2 separate regions of the Homo sapiens genome follow, and region 2 is linked to region 1. The links are chromatin loops, found by intact Hi-C in ENCODE. Cell type or tissue: endothelial cell of umbilical vein. All regions are shown on one strand.

Region 1 (8,000 bases):
CCTTTAGGTATCTGAATGAAGGGGAGTCAGATATTGGATCTTGTGACTCTACCATTAGGTGTGAAACATCCCTTTTTCCACCATCGTCACTGACACTGACTTAATGTTGGCATAGCAGTTTGACGGTGGGATGGTAATTATGACAGGAGGGAAGACTTCAGTGGTTTCTTCTGCAGGGAAGAATCTCATTCTCTGCTCAGTGAGGAAATTCCAGTTTTCCTGTGAAGGTGCACACGATAGTCTTGACTGGGCTGCAAGAAACTGCAGCGCTGTGAAAACAGTGGAAGACAGACTCTGCCAAGAGATTGAGCTCATCCTTGGGCAGATTCTAGTCCATGTAACTTGATTGAAGAGGGAACTCAAGCCCAGGCATTTACCAATCTTTCCAGGCTTTTTGGATGAAATATGAGAAAAGCAAAAGTCTGGGGGAAGTGAACTTTAGAGGGTTAGAAAATTAGAACTGTGTCCACTGCTCAGTTGGGAGGGAGCTGAGGATGTAAAATGTGGTATTAGGAACTCCCGGTGGGTGGAGAATCCCACCCTTAGGAAAAGAAGGCTGTGATGCAACATCCTAGAATGAATGGGCAAGCAGGAACCTTCATGCCCCATCCTAATCAGTTCAGCATTTTCTAGTATTTTCTTTCCCAGATTGGAAAGAAAATTCTTATTTTTTTTTTTGCCGGGGGGGATGGAGTCTCACTCTCTGTCGGCAGGCTGGAGTGCAGTGATGCAATCTCAGCTCACTGCAACCTCAGCCTCCTGGGTTCAAGCGATTCTCCTGCCTCAGCTTCCCGAGTAGCTGGGACTATAGGCACATGCCACTATGCCCAGCTAATTTTTGTATTTTTAGTAGAGATGGGGTTTCACCATGTTGGCCAGGATGGTCTTGATTTCTTGACTTCATGATCCGCCCTCCTCAGCCTCCCAAAGTGCTAGGATTACAGGCACTGCATCTGGCCTGGAAAGTGAGCCACTGCATCTGGCCTGGAAAGAAAATTCTAGTAGTTGAGGTCATTTAATTAAAGTAATTCGTTTCTTGTACCATGTTTTAGCAGGGAAAGTCTCCGGTAGGCTTTTCAGAATGTTATGTAGATGTGTAGCTTTCCTTTCTCATTTTGAGCAGAGGAAGCACATCAGGTGGTACATGGGGGCTGGCTGTTTTATCCTATTTTATATATGAGGATTATTTCATAATTCTAAATAATTAAAGAACATATAAACTGTGAAGGATACTAGGTACCTTTGAGTCTAATCAGGTTGGTTTTGTTTCTAGCACATTGGAAACCACGTTTGACACCAATGTCACCACGGAGATGAGTGGCCGTAGCATACTCAGCTTGACAGGGAGGCCCACACCTCTGTCCTGGAGACTGGGCCAGTCCAGCCCTCGGCTCCAAGCAGGAGACGCCCCCTCAATGGGCAATGGGTATCCCCCTCGAGCCAACGCCAGCAGGTTCATCAACACTGAGTCAGGTCGCTATGTGTACTCCGCCCCTCTGAGAAGGCAGCTGGCCTCCCGGGGCAGTAGTGTCTGCCATGTGGACGTCTCAGACAAGGCAGGAGATGAGATGGACCTGGAAGGCATCAGCATGGATGCCCCCGGCTACATGAGCGACGGGGATGTTCTGAGCAAGAACATCCGGACCGATGACATTACAAGCGGGTAAGTACCCGGGGCCGCCCTTTCTCCCAGAGAGAAAGAGGGCTTGGCACCTGGCTTCTCTTTTGTAGGGCTCTATTTGATTCTTCTGGAGGAGGTCAAACTGCCCACCTGAGTTTCTGCTGTCCATATCAAAGGCTGTGTGACATGGAGGGAAACGCTGCTCGGCTGTGAGTCTGAAGGCCTGGGTAGTCCAGGCTTGGCCAGTAAATCACAACAGAGTAATACCTGAAAACAAACCATGTCGCATCAGTCCCTTAAACCAAACCTTGCACTGAGGATGGACTACTTGCAGGTTAGACGGCCTCCCCGGGCCTATGAGATCTGGCCTGTACCTGCCTCTTAGATCTCATCTTCCTCTCTCCTACCTATTTCCCTGCTGCAGCTGTCCCTTCCAATCTTCAATCTTGTCAAGCTCTTTCCGGCCTCACAGCCTTGCACTCTGTTTCTCAGCCTGGATTCTGCTTCCCAGATCTTTGCATGGTAGGTCCTTCTTGCTGCTCAGCTGACACCTCCTTGGAGGGGCCCTCCTTGACCATGCAATTTGAAGTAGGTGTGTGTCCTGCCTCCTGCCCTACGCATCTCCACCACTCTGTGGCAGGCTCCTTTGGAAGATTATCACTATTCGAAATTAGCCTGATTATGTGTATATCCTCTGTTGCCTCCCGGCCCCCTCCTACTTGCAGCAGTAAGTACCATAAAGCAAGGACTTGTCTTGCGCGTTCACTGCAGAATCCCCAGTGTGTTGTGTATAATAGGAGCTCATAAATATTGCTAAATCAATGAACACGTGAATCAGTGAATGAATGAACAAATCCAGCCTCCCTGTTTCTCTGTGTGCTCATATATGAAGTGAAGGGGAGTGATGAGATGATGTCTAAGGAACCTTTCAGGTGGAGCCTGCCATGACTGTATAGCACGAGGCCTGGCTGGTAACTTGTTCATGCTCCCCTCTCAGATCACCCTGCAGACTTAAGGTGCAGTGAGTTATTTCACTTGCCTGGGACTTCTTCCTTCATCTGTTAACATGACTTGCCCAGAAGTTCTCCAAGATCTTTTCCACCTTGAATGTTCTAGCTGTTAAAGTTACAGATAAGAAAAAGCAGAAATACTAATTGTGCCACTCATTTCCATGAAAATAATGATCAAGAACCCAATGGGTGAGCCAGTATTTTTATAATTTAAATAATAGCTAACTCTCCTATATGCCAAACACAGTGCTAGGTGCTTTACTTTTATACTCTCTTGTTCTATCTCCATAGCAATCCTTTGAGGTAGATGATATCATAGTCCCCATTTTAGAGATGAGGAAGGTGAAGTCCAGGAAGGTTAAATAACTTGCCCAAGGGCTTGCAGCTATTAGGGACAGAGCGTAATAGTGTACCATCTTGCCAACGTTTTATTGCTGTATTGAAATACTACAACTACTAGAGTTTATTTCAAAATGAATTTGATTTTTCTCTGTTCTACCTCTGTGACTAGAAGTGTTCTTTTATTTCATTAAAAGCTGAGGCATAGAGGTGCTTTGGTTTTCAGCCTGTTACTTTTAGAACTATCTTGGGTAGTGAAATCTTTGAAAACAGAATCCACCAAACCTTTTGCAGGGGCAAAAGGAAAATTTCCCCTTTACCCTCTGAAGGTTCACTGGAAAATCAGCTCACAAAAGGCAGATTCATTGGAGAAAGGACATACAAATTTACTTAATGTATATACACAGAAGCCTTCAGAATGAATACCCAAAGATATAGGGGAGATTGTCCAATTTTATGCTTAGGTTCTACAAAGTACGGGCAGCTGTGTAGAAATATGATTGGGCAAAAAAGGTATGATCTAATGCTAGCAGATGGAGTGGGGAAACCAAGCAAGGTTCTTCTTGGCCCTTCTGAGAAGCATTCCTGCCTTCTGCGTATGGGGCAGAGCCCTCTCTGTAATGGAGGTTTCTACAATCAAACAAGGTGGGTCAGATAATTTCCTTATGCCCAGGCTTCACACAGAAAGGAAGAGGGAAAATTAGAATAATGTTTGGAGGTTTTATGACTGGCTTTGGGGAAAAAGGGTTCTGATTTCTATGGCCTACCTAGGGGCAGAGGGATTCTAGTTTCTATGGCTGGCCTCAGGGGAAATAGGATTGAGAGACCAGAGGGCAGAAAAAGGTCAGAGAGAAACTTTCACTTCTGAGGCCTTTATTTTGTAGTGTTTTCTGAGCTGCCCAACACCTTACAGTACAACAAATTTCTGCTGCCTGGAATGGCTGGCGCAATTAATGGAGTGAGAAATTAAATGACCTGGTCAACTTAGAGCATCCTTTTTTTTCTAGTTTTCCATAAACATGAAAAACAATAGCATACACCTATTACAACTGAATTTCACATAATGTAATCTTTGTATTATTGTTTAGAAGACTTTTGGTATCTAGCATGGACTCAGATTTATTATTATCAATTCCCATTTTCATATACTACCGAACAAATTGTGGCTTGTTTTGAGGTTTTTGTATCCTGTAATAGTTGATTTTATTGTCGAACCAGTCTTTCAATTCTAAAAAGATGGCCAGTGAATTCATTTTGATGTAGTGTTGATTATGTCCACAAGGTGGAGACATTGAAACACTCTAACCTGAATCTTAGTGATAGCCGACTGAGAAACTCCTGGTTTCTTTAACCATCCAAACCAGAGCCTTTACCTTTGCTTAAAAGCACCGATGTTTACATTTCAGTTCCAGCTTTGCCAAGTTTACGTTTTAGCATGTGTGATAGCACTTAGAGCAAGTGTAGATAAAAAGTTCAGAAACGTAAGCAAAGCACCCAATTACTGAAACTGGAGAACTTTGGTCTGGTTTCTCTTCCTGTTCCTTTTAATGTAGAAATGTACCCTCAGCATGAGGAGAGGTAGCCCAGATGGAACCTAATGCTCCTTCTAGTTGTAGCATTCTAGAACACTTGTTAAGCATGTATCCACTCTGTGGAAATGCATGTGAATTTCTGCTTTGAGGCCAAGTTACCAGTTTGTGTTTACACGCAGAGTTCAGAGCAAGACACTTAATGTCTTTTCTACTCATCATATTCTTCCTATAAACTGGCAAGGTTGTAAATATTGAAAGGCTGGTTATTCTGTGCTTCAGAATGTGCTGAATAAGGCATTGTTGAGGCAATTGATGTAGTGAAAGGGAAATAGACTGGGATATCATATTGGGCAGACCAGGGCTTAAACCCTCCCCAACCTCTTGCCAGCTCTGTGACGTTAGGCATGTCATTTGACTTCCCTGAGCTTTGAAGTGCTACAATTAATATGGTTTTTAAACCTTCAGCTGGATTTCTGTTTGCAGTTGTATCTGATAAAGACCAAAATCCCAGTCGGGGTCTAGATGCCTTATCTCCCTCAAACATCCAGGCGCTTGGAAACAATGAAATGATTAAAGCTTTTGTCCAGATGTTTATTTGGCTTAGTAGAAATGTAGCCTTGATGTATGAGTAATATATCAATCTGTACAGAGGCTCTTTGAGGAAAGTTCTTGTAAAAGTTTATAGTAAGTTTATTTAGAAAATCTGATATGGAAGTAAATTCTGGTTTCTAAAAACCTAAGACCTCTGTTTTTAAAGTGATGCTGTACTTCGGCTTGGCATAACAGCTATTTTTTGATGCCTCTAGTTCATTTTCTGTACTGGTGTGTGCATGTGCACCTGTGTGTATCCTTCAATTCTCCCTATGGTAGGGCTGAAATTACTTTATTACCATATTACCATGTAGTTTAGCTAAGAATTAAGGGCAAATGCCTCTTACACTTTGTGTGTGTGTGTGTTCTTATATTGTGCCTGGTATATACCAGGCATGTCTAAGTACTTTACAGGTTGTTATCTGATCTCACTCATCCCTTTTATTGGATTGATAAATTGGGCATTGGCTGTAGTGGGGAGGAAATTAAAATAACAGATGAAATTTCTCTTACTAGGTTTTGATCTGTGAAGTCAATCTTCTACTCATATTCTAAAAATTCAAAGTGCCATATGGTACAGAATAAAATTAAAGGGGCAGACTCCACGTCCATATGTTTGAAATGATTTTTTTTTTCTTTTCAAAGGAGGCACTGAGTTGTGTAATGTTCCAAAGTATAAGTAGATATCCCTTTATGGACAAAAAAATGACCCTTTAAATATAACATCAGAAGTTTCTCCCTCTCAGAACCTTTGATGGCTTCCCATTGCCTGTGGGAACAGATCTGAATGCCTTAACTGACTGTGGAGGCTCTTCATGGCCTTTGCCTCATCTGCCTTCGCTGACTTGCCCCCGGCCACATTTCCCTTCACACACTCCAGACTTCCCACTGCTCTAGGCTACCTGCCACCACCAAAAGCTGGTTCCTGCATTTGCAAAGCCCTGCCTCTGGTTCCTGCATTTGCAAAGCCCTCCCTCCTGGGACATGCTGCTTTCTTCCTGGAATTCCTTTCCCCTCATGCCCATCTGACTAATCCTGAAGAAAATGTCTCCCCTGTGATGTCCTCTGGGATTCCCCCAGTCACAGTTAGCTCAGTCTCACGTGTTTCTGGTAGTCTTGGTTCACACCTACCCTTATATATAAGCGTTTCACTTTGCATGGGAAGTGTCTGAAAGCCACTGGATGGTACTGAGGAAAGAGTATGTTCTTAAAAGGCAGACAGACTTGAGATTTAATCCTGGCTCTGCCAAGTGAACTGGAACAAGTTCTTAACCTTTGAATATTAGAGATAGAGCTTGAAAAGAACAGGCAAGAATCTGAGATGCACAAGAAATGTGCACGCGCGCGCGTGTGTGTGTGTGTGTGTGTGTGTCTTTCTCCACTAAACTTGGAGTTCCTAGCAGGCAGACAGCACTCATTATTTTTCTAAACCCAGAGACTGGGACTTAGCAGGTATTTAATATTTTGAGAATGGTCTATTCTTGATGCCTACTCTGGCAGGACCTTATGCTTATATAACTCGCTACCACACGCTATGAAGCTCAATGGTTCTATTTACAGAACACTTGGAGAAAGCCAGCTTAGCCTGTGGTGTCCATCTAGTGGTTGATAGAGGCTGTGGTCTCAATTCCTTTTCACTGTGAGTCATTGTGTTGGTTTAAAGCTCCTGGCTGGTGATATTTAGGGCTAAGGATGTTGGCTTTTGAGAATGAGGCTGATCAATAGCCTAGTGTAGAGAGAAAACAGGATGTAAGCATTTGGTCTTCCACAGTGGCTTTTTAGGGGCTGCTGTCTTCCCTCCTTGGTGGCAGGAATTACTCCATCAACAAATATGGGCACAGATGCCTGCGGGGAGACTCCGTTCTTCAGAAATTGAGGAACTCATTCATGCTGAATTAATTAAAGTCATCCCTCAGTATCCATGAGGGATTGGTTTCAGGACCCCCAGAAAATACCAAAATCTGTGGATGCTCAAGTTTTTCATGTAAAATTGCATAGTATTTGCATATAACCTATGTAGATCCTCCTATATACTTTAAATCATCTCTAGATTACCTATAATATCTAATACAATGTAAATGCTATATGGATAGTTGTTATACTTTATTTTTGTTTGTATTATTTGTTCATAAGAGGGTGCTTCGTGCTCTCATGCATCATTTGCATGTATAATACCTTGTATCTTTTCCTTTATTGCCTGTCAGGTCATCTCCTCTCTGATTCCATCCAAGCAGAGGTAGTGACCTTTCTGTATGCTTCCTTGTTACTTGCTGTATCTGTATTAGCACTGGTAGCACTACATCAGAATTGGTTTATTAGTGTTTGTATGTATGTATGTGAGTATATGTGTGTGTGTATATGCATGTGTGTGTGTGTATGTATGTGTATATATATGTGTATATATGTGTGTGTGTGTATATACATATATATATACATATATACATATATATATACATATACACACATATATATATATATGGGATAGGAAAGACAAAACCCAAACCTGTTGTAAGTTCTAAAGGTTAGGGTCAAATCTGTCTTGAATGCTCCTGTATCTTCATTGGCTGGCACTGTGCCTGCCTGTTGCATAGTAAGCAGTCAATAAATATTTGTTGGCTGGGCATGGTGACTCACATCTGCAATCCCAGCACTTTGGGAGGCTGAGATGGGGGGATCATTTGAGCCTAGGAGTTCAAGACCAGCCTATGCAATATAGTGAGACCTGTTGCAACAAATAATTTAAAAGCTGTTCATGGTGGCATGTTCCTGTGGTCCCAGCTGAGGTGGAAGTATCACTTGAGTCCAGGAGGTTGAGGCTGCAGCGAGCTGTGATTACACCATTGCACTCCAACCTGGGTGACAGAGCAAGACCTTGTCTGAGAAAAAAAAAATGTCAAATGAATGCTA
Region 2 (8,000 bases), 390 kb before region 1:
GGGCTTTTAGCAGAATTGTGCTGCCCTCTGCTGGCGAGTTTGGGTGGACTCAAAGGGCTTCACGCCCAGTAGAAAAAGAGGCTGCTTTCTGTTCCCCTAGCAATCAGAGAAGGGGACAGAGCATTTCATACTGAAAAGTTGTGGGAGCTCTCTCTCCTTTTTTGTTTTTGAAATTCTGCGCTCTAAGCCAGGAGGCAACACAAAATAAAGGTGGCCAGAGGGAACTAATGCTGGGTTAGAGTCTTCTAAGGGCCTGAAATCGTGCTATGACATCTACGTGCAGGCATTTACTTTATTCAGAAAGCAACTCTGATAATTAGAATTTAGAATTTTAATTTGAGAAATGAGGAGAGTGTGGCTCAGAGAGGTAAATCAACTGTGCTAAGGCCACACAGCTAGCCAATAGCAGAGCCAGGATTGAGTTTGGGCTGTCTGATGCCAATGCCCACACTAGGCCAACCTTACAGTTTGTGATTTGTCTCTGGATGTTAGAGAGCAGGAAGTGTCTAACCCTCTGGGGGAGACACCAGGCTCCATTGCCCAGCTCCTCCCCACTCATGGGGTAGGCTTTTGTTAGAAAATGCGTTGCCCTGAACCCAAAGCTAGTAGAGGCGCCTCAAGGAATGGAAACACTGCTGGTCTGGCTTTGTGTTCTAGCTCTGCTGTTTGTGGGCTTTGTGACTTTCAGGCCACTTGTCCTCCAGGGTTCTGTTTCTCGTCTATAAAATGAGGGAGTAGGTAAGGATGAATTAGATGGTTGTTTATGGTGGTGGTGTTTTTGCCAGCAAGGACATTTCTTAAAAATGGTTTTCTATCCACTTTGGGAGGCCGAGGCGGGCAGATCACCTGAGGTCGGGAGTTCGAGACCAGCCTGACCAACATGGAGAAACCCCGTCTCTACTAAAAATACAAAATTAGCCAGGCGTGGTGGCTACTCGGGAGGCTGAGGCAGGAGAATCACTTGAACCCGGGAGGAGGAGGTTGCAGTGAGCTGAGATCGCGTCATTGCACTTCAGCCTGGGCAACAAGAGCGAAACTCCGAAAAAAAAAATTAAAGATAAATAAATTTTTTAAAAATGGGGTTTCTATCTCATACATACCATGTTTTGCAAAAAAAAAAAAAAAATCTTATCTACCCATGTATGTATGTTGTAATAATTTATTCCTTTTCAGTTTTGAGTAAACAAGATATGTGACTATCTTAGATTGGGTTCCCCGATAAACAGATTCTGAGACAGGGATCAATGTACAGGAAATTGGGGCATGTCCTGGTAATGCCATCAATGAGGTGGGGAAGCAGAAGCTGGCAGAGGGAGAGGTGGAACCATGAAACATGCACGACAAAGGCCTCAGCTGGTCCCCAGGTAGGTCTGGGGCTGGGAAGAGCTGCAGAGTGATCCCCACTGGGGAAAGCAGGCCAGGTCTGTGCACTCCCACATGAATCAGGCAAGGTCTATCACCTTGGGCAAGGCAGCTCTTTCATCCAGTGCAATTCCTGGGGACGAACTAGCCATAAACCAACAGCAGCCAACACTCCCAGACCTGGGGGGGGCTCTGGGCAGCTCACCACAGCATCCACTCCAATCACTGTGTACTCATAAGAAACAACAAGCAGCAGTGAACTCCAACCCGTATGAGTTTTACATGGGGAGGCCTTATTGAAGGTCAATGTTCAAGTTTTATTAGCTGTTTTGGAAGTAAACATTGCTCACATTTTTGCCTTCCCAGATTTTTGCCTTCCCAGGTACTAAAGGTTCGGGGACTCTAGGTTGAAAATGTGACTCCTTCTTTCTAGCATTCTCTGAGGGTGTGGGGTTTGTATGTCCTGAAGACCCCAAGAAGATGCCACCACCAAGGAACAATAGTGAATTTCTCAGCAATAGTGAATTCCTCTGCTCCCATGGTGCCTGGAAGAAGATGTACCTTCCTCGAGCCCACCCAGCCCCAGCCCCAGCCCCAGCCCCAGCCTGAGTGCACAGCTTGGTAGCAGAGCCTGACTAGAGTTCAGCCTGTGCTTATCACCTGGCTGGACACCCTTGAGTGGGTCACAGCCTGTGCACCTGTCCCTACAGACCCTGCCCTCCCATTTATCTTTCTCCTCCTCAGCCTCCCTTCCCTCCTCCTTTCAAAGCCTTCACTCTTCTTCAATCCTCCATGTGCTGATTCCATGTGCTTGCAGCTCCCCGGGGACCAGGAAGGGTGTCAGCGACTTGAAAATGTTCACTCTACCACTGCTGGGAATCTTGCCTAAGGAAATAATCTAAAATACAGGAGATCCTTTATGAGAGAAGACACTCATCCTAATGTCATTTGTAAAAGTGACAGGTTCAAGCCATTGTAAATGGTAAACCACAGGGGAATGTGAATTATGGTGCATCAACAAAGTGGAATATCATGCCACCATTAAAAATTATGTGTGTAAGAAGCAATGTGAAAACATGTTTATGGTTAGCAACACAGGCTACAAAATTATACTATGCAACCTGACTGCAACAATATGAACGAAGTAAACAGTTAAAGAGTGGCAGGAAAATCTGAACTGCTCATGGGCTTGGCTGGAGGAACCACAGCAGGGATCTCTTAACCCTTTTTGTGCCACAGACACCTTTGGCAGCTTGATGAGCCTATGGGCTTACCAGCATGTTTTTAAATGCCTGAAATATAAACCATAGAATTTCAAAGAAAACCAATAATATTGAAATACAGATATCAAAATGTTAAAATAATTTTTCAATATATGTGCTTCTTTTTAATACCTTAAGTAACACGATCTAGCAGAAGATCAAATAATTACTATACCTATAAGGTAGTGATGAATTCAAGTAATATTTTAAATTACATGCAATAGCTAAAATGTGGTATAAAAATGTCTAAGTTTCTGTCAGTGACAAAGTTGTCTATATAGCTAAAACTACTGTTATTTGAAGCCAAAATTCATAATAAATGACCATGCTGTATTTTGGTTAGATCATGAAATAAAAACGTCATTTTTCCTATCCAAGTTCATGTACTCTCTGAAATTCTTACTAGTCTTCTAGGGGATTTATGGACCTTGATTTTAAAAATCTCTGTATCAGAGTTTTTTACTTCTTTCTCTTTATTCTCTCTAATTCCAAAATTTTACATAATAGACATGCATTGCTTCTATCATGTAAAATAACCAAGGAATTTTAAAATTAAATAAGCAAATGAACAAAGAAAATATAATTCAGGCTTATTAGATCACTGGATGATAAGGCAGTAAGTGCTCTCAGATGCCATATCATTTAACCCGCAGGTTAAATTCCACAAGAGACATGGTATTAATGTAGCCGTTTGGCAAGTGAAGACATTGATGCCAGCGGAGGTTAAGAGACTTGTCCAAGGTCACACAGTCAGCAAATGATGGAACCAGAGTTTGAACCGAGGTGTATCATTCAAACCCAGACTCTTACCTGTTAGATCCACTGAGCCTGGCAATCTACGGCTTACGATGAGTAAACTGAATGTTTTGTTTGTAGAATTGATTTATTTTAGCCACTGTGAAGTAATCTCTTCACATGAATGTTTCTCCTGCTGAAGTACATCTGCCCTTGATTAAATGTTGTCTATGCAATTCATGGACAATCGATGGTACTCTAGGCTCTGAATGAGAAAACTGGAACTTCTGGTTGCCACAAGTCTGCTGATGGCTTAGGCAGGGACATTCTGTCTCCCAGGGGCCCTATCAGTGCTCATGTGGTCACGTAGACACACTTCAACTTGAGCTTCAGGTGGGATGCTTCCCTATAAGCAGTGAACGCGAAAAGCCTTGGCTAAAATGGGATCCACACCGAACACAGAACAGAACTGGGGCTGCACTTCCAGGTGAGAAGCATAGGGTGGGATCAAGAGGTGGCTGAAGGGATGGCAGATTCTCAAGCTGCATTCCTGCAGTCAGGATGTGTCCAAACGGAAGGCTTGGACAGTCAGTGGCCACGTGGGGGCAGCATCGAGCCAGAATGACAGAGGGCACTTCGTCTGGTGAATATCATGTGAGTCCATGTGGAGCCTCCTCTTTGGAAGATGGGGTGCTCTTGTGGGATGAACGTTGGGGAGGGACAATCTCTTTAATAACTCTGAGAGGTACTGCTCTTTTTATGAAGGGGCAGTATAACGTGGTGCTTATAAACGTGGGCTCTGGATAGTTAGCCTATTTGTATTTAAAACCTGCTGTTATTTATTAGATAACTTACTTAAGTTTTCTGTGCCTCAGTTTCTCCATGGGGTTGATATGAGGACTAAATGAATACACATTAGGCACTTTTTCAGTTATCTATTGCTGCGAAACAAACCAAGCCGAAACAACTACGTATTTGCTCACGATTCTGCAATTAGGGCAGGGCTCAGTGGGACAGCAACTCGCTTCCTCATGTGATGTTGGCTGGGCACTTCCAGTAGGGCTGGATGAGCCAAGAGGGCTTCCTCAAATGCATGGCACCTCAGCTAAAGGCTGGCAGGGCCTCTCTCTCCAGCACGAGAGTCAGAATGGTTTTACATGGCATTGTGCCAAACCCCTACTCACCTCAATAGGGAAGTCATCAGGTTCAAGAGGTTGAAAAAGAGACCCAGAGCCAACAAACAAGACATGGGTTTTGACTAGGGGCTTATGTACAGGGGAGAGAATCCAGTGGCAGCGGACTGGACAGTCAAACCACCTTCCTATGGCCCAATGGCAGCAGGCTAGGCAGAAAAGCCACAGCTGCTTGTGAACAGCATGCAATTTATAGAGCATTTTCACTTAACACCCTCCCTGAATGACCTGAACCTGGCAACATTCACTTAACCCAAAACCTGGGGCTTCAATCCCCTGTACAGCCTGTGTTCCATGGGACAGGCTGGGGGCTCGGATGTTTTCTCATAGACAAGGAATGAATGTCTGTGTTGGCCATCCCTGGATTCCCTGTCTCGGAACACACATTCAAGTCCCACACAGGTGCCATACAGGGCCATTCTCAGGGTATGTTTATGTTATTGCTGTCAAGTGTGTTTGCCCTATACATGGTGGCGCAGGACTCCAAGAGAACTAAAGGCCGTTCCCAGCCTCTTACCGCCTTGCCTGGGAGCTGGCACAGCAGTCACTTCTACCATATTCCATAAGTCAAAGCAAGTTACAAAGCCAGCCCAGATTTAAGGAAGAGAGACACAGGCCTCTCCTCTTGATGAGATGAGTGACTTGCACATGCAAGAATGGGAGGAATTATTAGTGGCCATCTTGCAAACCACCTACCACAGGTACTTATAGTAGTGCCTGGCACACAGAAAGTCCTCCATACATGGAAGCCACCTTCACAGCTGAGGAGACTGAGGTGCCTCGGCTACAGAGATTGTTCCCAAGATCACATGTCAGGTAAGGACAGAGCTAGAATTGAAGCCCAGGTCTTTCTGAATTAAAAGCCCATTCTCCTATGGCACCATTGTTGTAAGCTCTGTGCCCTTGGCCAAGTCATTTAACCCCCGAGCCTTGTTTTCCTTGTGTGATGTCAGGTGGATATAGTAAAGACAACCACCAAATAGAATTATGGCACAGACTAAATAAGGAAATGCCCAAGAAAGCATCTTATCACCTATAAAGCATTATGGGAGCATGAATTATTTTGAGATTTTAATTTGAACTTCATTTGTTCAGAATGTGTCTACTGCTGGTAGAATCTGTATTCATGCTTCCTTTCCTTGGCACTAGGGTGGCTGAGGGTGGATGGCAGGAGGGGTCACATGCTTATCCCCACAGGCAATAGCCATTTTCAAGTCTTCAAGAAGCGTCTATTGATGTGAATGTTAATGACAAGCCATTCTCATCTGTGCAGTAAGGAAACTCCCAGGAACCTTGTTACAGGAAAGGAGCCTGGGGATGGGAAGTGCTTTCTTCGGAAGCTTCTGGCACTCTCCCTTTCCCAGGGCCAGTCTGGTTTTCATGGTCTGCCCCTGGTGAGTGTCTCCAGAGCCCCCTTCTCAGTAAGCTGCCTGAGCCCTTCTCCCCCTGGGGGCGGATAGATGGACAGCCTGGAGTGCTGCCTGGTGTACCTGGAATCCCGATTTCTCTAGCTGAGTCTGCCTTAGCCATTCCCCTCACGTGCCTGCTTCGCTCTAGCTGCAGGAACCAGAAGCTGTGCTTTTATTAAATTTGATCCTCATCAGAATTGCATTTGGTGGTTTTCCAAGTTATGACTTTCTAATTAGCTTTTTGTTGAAGCTGTTTTTCATTGCTTTGCTCAGAATCGGTGGTAAAAGAGACTATTTTCTTGATGTTGTGGCCTCCTTTGGTGATTTCTCCACTTAAAAAGAGAAAAAAAAGAGTAAGGATGTGCTTCCTGAGAAATCTGATAACTAATCACAAGCTTTAGACAAACCCTGAGATTCCCAGGTTATCAGCTATTGAGACATCTGCTTCCTGCCTGCGAGAAAACAAGTTCTCACTGGGGTGCGGGGCACTGGGGATGGCTTTGGAATCAAACTTTCTGGATTCAAGTCTTGGCTCTGCTACTTGCCAGCTGTGTGACCTTGGGCACTTTAATTGGAGTCTCTGAGCCTCAGTGTCTTCGCCTTTATAACGAGCAATGTGCCTCAGATGTCTGCTGTGAAGCGCCACTGAGGTCATACCTGTAAAAGCCCTGATGTGGAGTATGCCTTCAACAACATTGCAGCTCTTATCACATTTGATAAACAACATGCTGTGAATATAAGTTTATAGAAAACTCTAAAGCACTGTACAAATATGAGCTTTATTGCTATACAAATATTGGTTTATGACTATTAAGAATAATTAGCTATATGGCCTTAGGTAAGCTACTCCATCTTTCTGAGTGTCTGGTCTAGATAATGGGTTGCACATTCAGGTGACTTCAGGAACTACAGCTATACTGGGAATGAATAGAGTAGACCAGATAGAAGAAATGCTCATGTCAGTACACACTAAGTGGGCAAGAGGAAAGTGCATCAACAGCAAGGTCCCAAAGATAAATAAGTTTGAGAAACTCTGGGTTAAACAAAATTGAACAGGCTTCTTTCTTCAGGACTCTTCCAAGAGTTTTAAGTGCCTGGCTGCATAGTGAATTTCAAAGGGCAGGAAAGGATATATGTGCAATGTTTTCCAAACTTCCCTGACCTCAGACCCTCTTTTTCCGTTAAGACCAGTGTTCTTCTGAATACACCTGGCAAATTCTGGATGGATGACCTCAACCATCCCTTCCGATTCTAAATTTCAGCTTGGGTCTCTAAGGTCAGAAAGAGGCATTTCTGATAGAAGATAAAAGACAGAATGTGTGTTGGGTCTTCTTCCTTTGATTGTTCACTTTCATCAAAATGATGACTAATTCTGTTCACATGACGGTACTGCTCAGTGTGGTCAGCTGTGAGTGAAGCCGGATATCTGGGTGCAGCGTCTCCTAACCAGTCACGGAGAGTCGGGCGGGAAACCAGGGAAGGGGGACACTGCTGGGCCCACCTGTTATTTTGGGAAAATCAGGAAATTGTCTGGCCCTTGTGTTTGCTAGCCTCAACCTTCACATACATATATGAAATTCAGAAATCCAAGGCTTATAGCAAAGGCCACTTGAACTTGACCTTGCTTTCATCAGCTATTTAGTACAATATATTCAGTAAATTTCTCTTGTTAATCAGTGAACATTGTGTAAGCACCTATTATTACTAGATATCAGTAAGTTAATTATCTTCATCACTCTGTTTAATTTAGATATGTGTTTGGGGACTCCCTGAGATCTAAGTTAAATTGCCACGGATCCCAAATTCCATAGCCTGTGGCTATCTGAAGCCCTTCCTAAGATTTCTGCTTCTTATACCACTTGGCATTGAATTCCTTGAATGGGACCTCTGCCTTGCACTCTGTTTTAACCCCCTTGAGGCTCAGGGAGGTTAAGTGACTTGGCCAAGGCTCCACAGCCTGCAAGTCTGGCTCAGTTACGGTTGCCACTGGGCCTTGGCTAAGAAGAGATCCTGCCCCACTGCCCCAGGCTACCATCCCT

Evidence for each region. Hi-C counts contacts between places; a loop is a spot of excess contacts. Peaks named below come from ENCODE experiments on the same cell type or tissue, not always from the same donor. Only the 100,000 strongest peaks of a DNase experiment are listed, where the experiment ranks them.
Region 2: it touches region 1 in a loop (12-fold over the local background); 3 of 110 quality-filtered maps call a loop at or near these places.

Annotation. Positions count from the first base shown.
Region 1 is chr11:19,947,418-19,955,417 of GRCh38, forward strand. It overlaps NAV2 (neuron navigator 2), which reads left to right. Exons shown (of 38, transcript NM_145117.5): 10 at 1,274-1,663. Among named protein-coding and RNA genes, the nearest start is that of NAV2-AS3, 30 kb to the right of the region's middle. In endothelial cell of umbilical vein, CTCF peaks have their summits at 4,253 (motif pointing right) and 6,711; DNase peaks (open chromatin) are centred at 4,314, 5,004, 6,254 and 6,704; H3K27ac peaks cover 2,208 bases.
Region 2 is chr11:19,553,903-19,561,902 of GRCh38, forward strand. It overlaps a transcript of NAV2 not described here. Among named protein-coding and RNA genes, the nearest start is that of MIR4486, 17 kb to the right of the region's middle. In endothelial cell of umbilical vein, CTCF peaks have their summits at 35 (motif pointing left) and 3,933 (motif pointing right); DNase peaks (open chromatin) are centred at 3,979, 6,409 and 7,249; H3K27ac peaks cover 1,636 bases.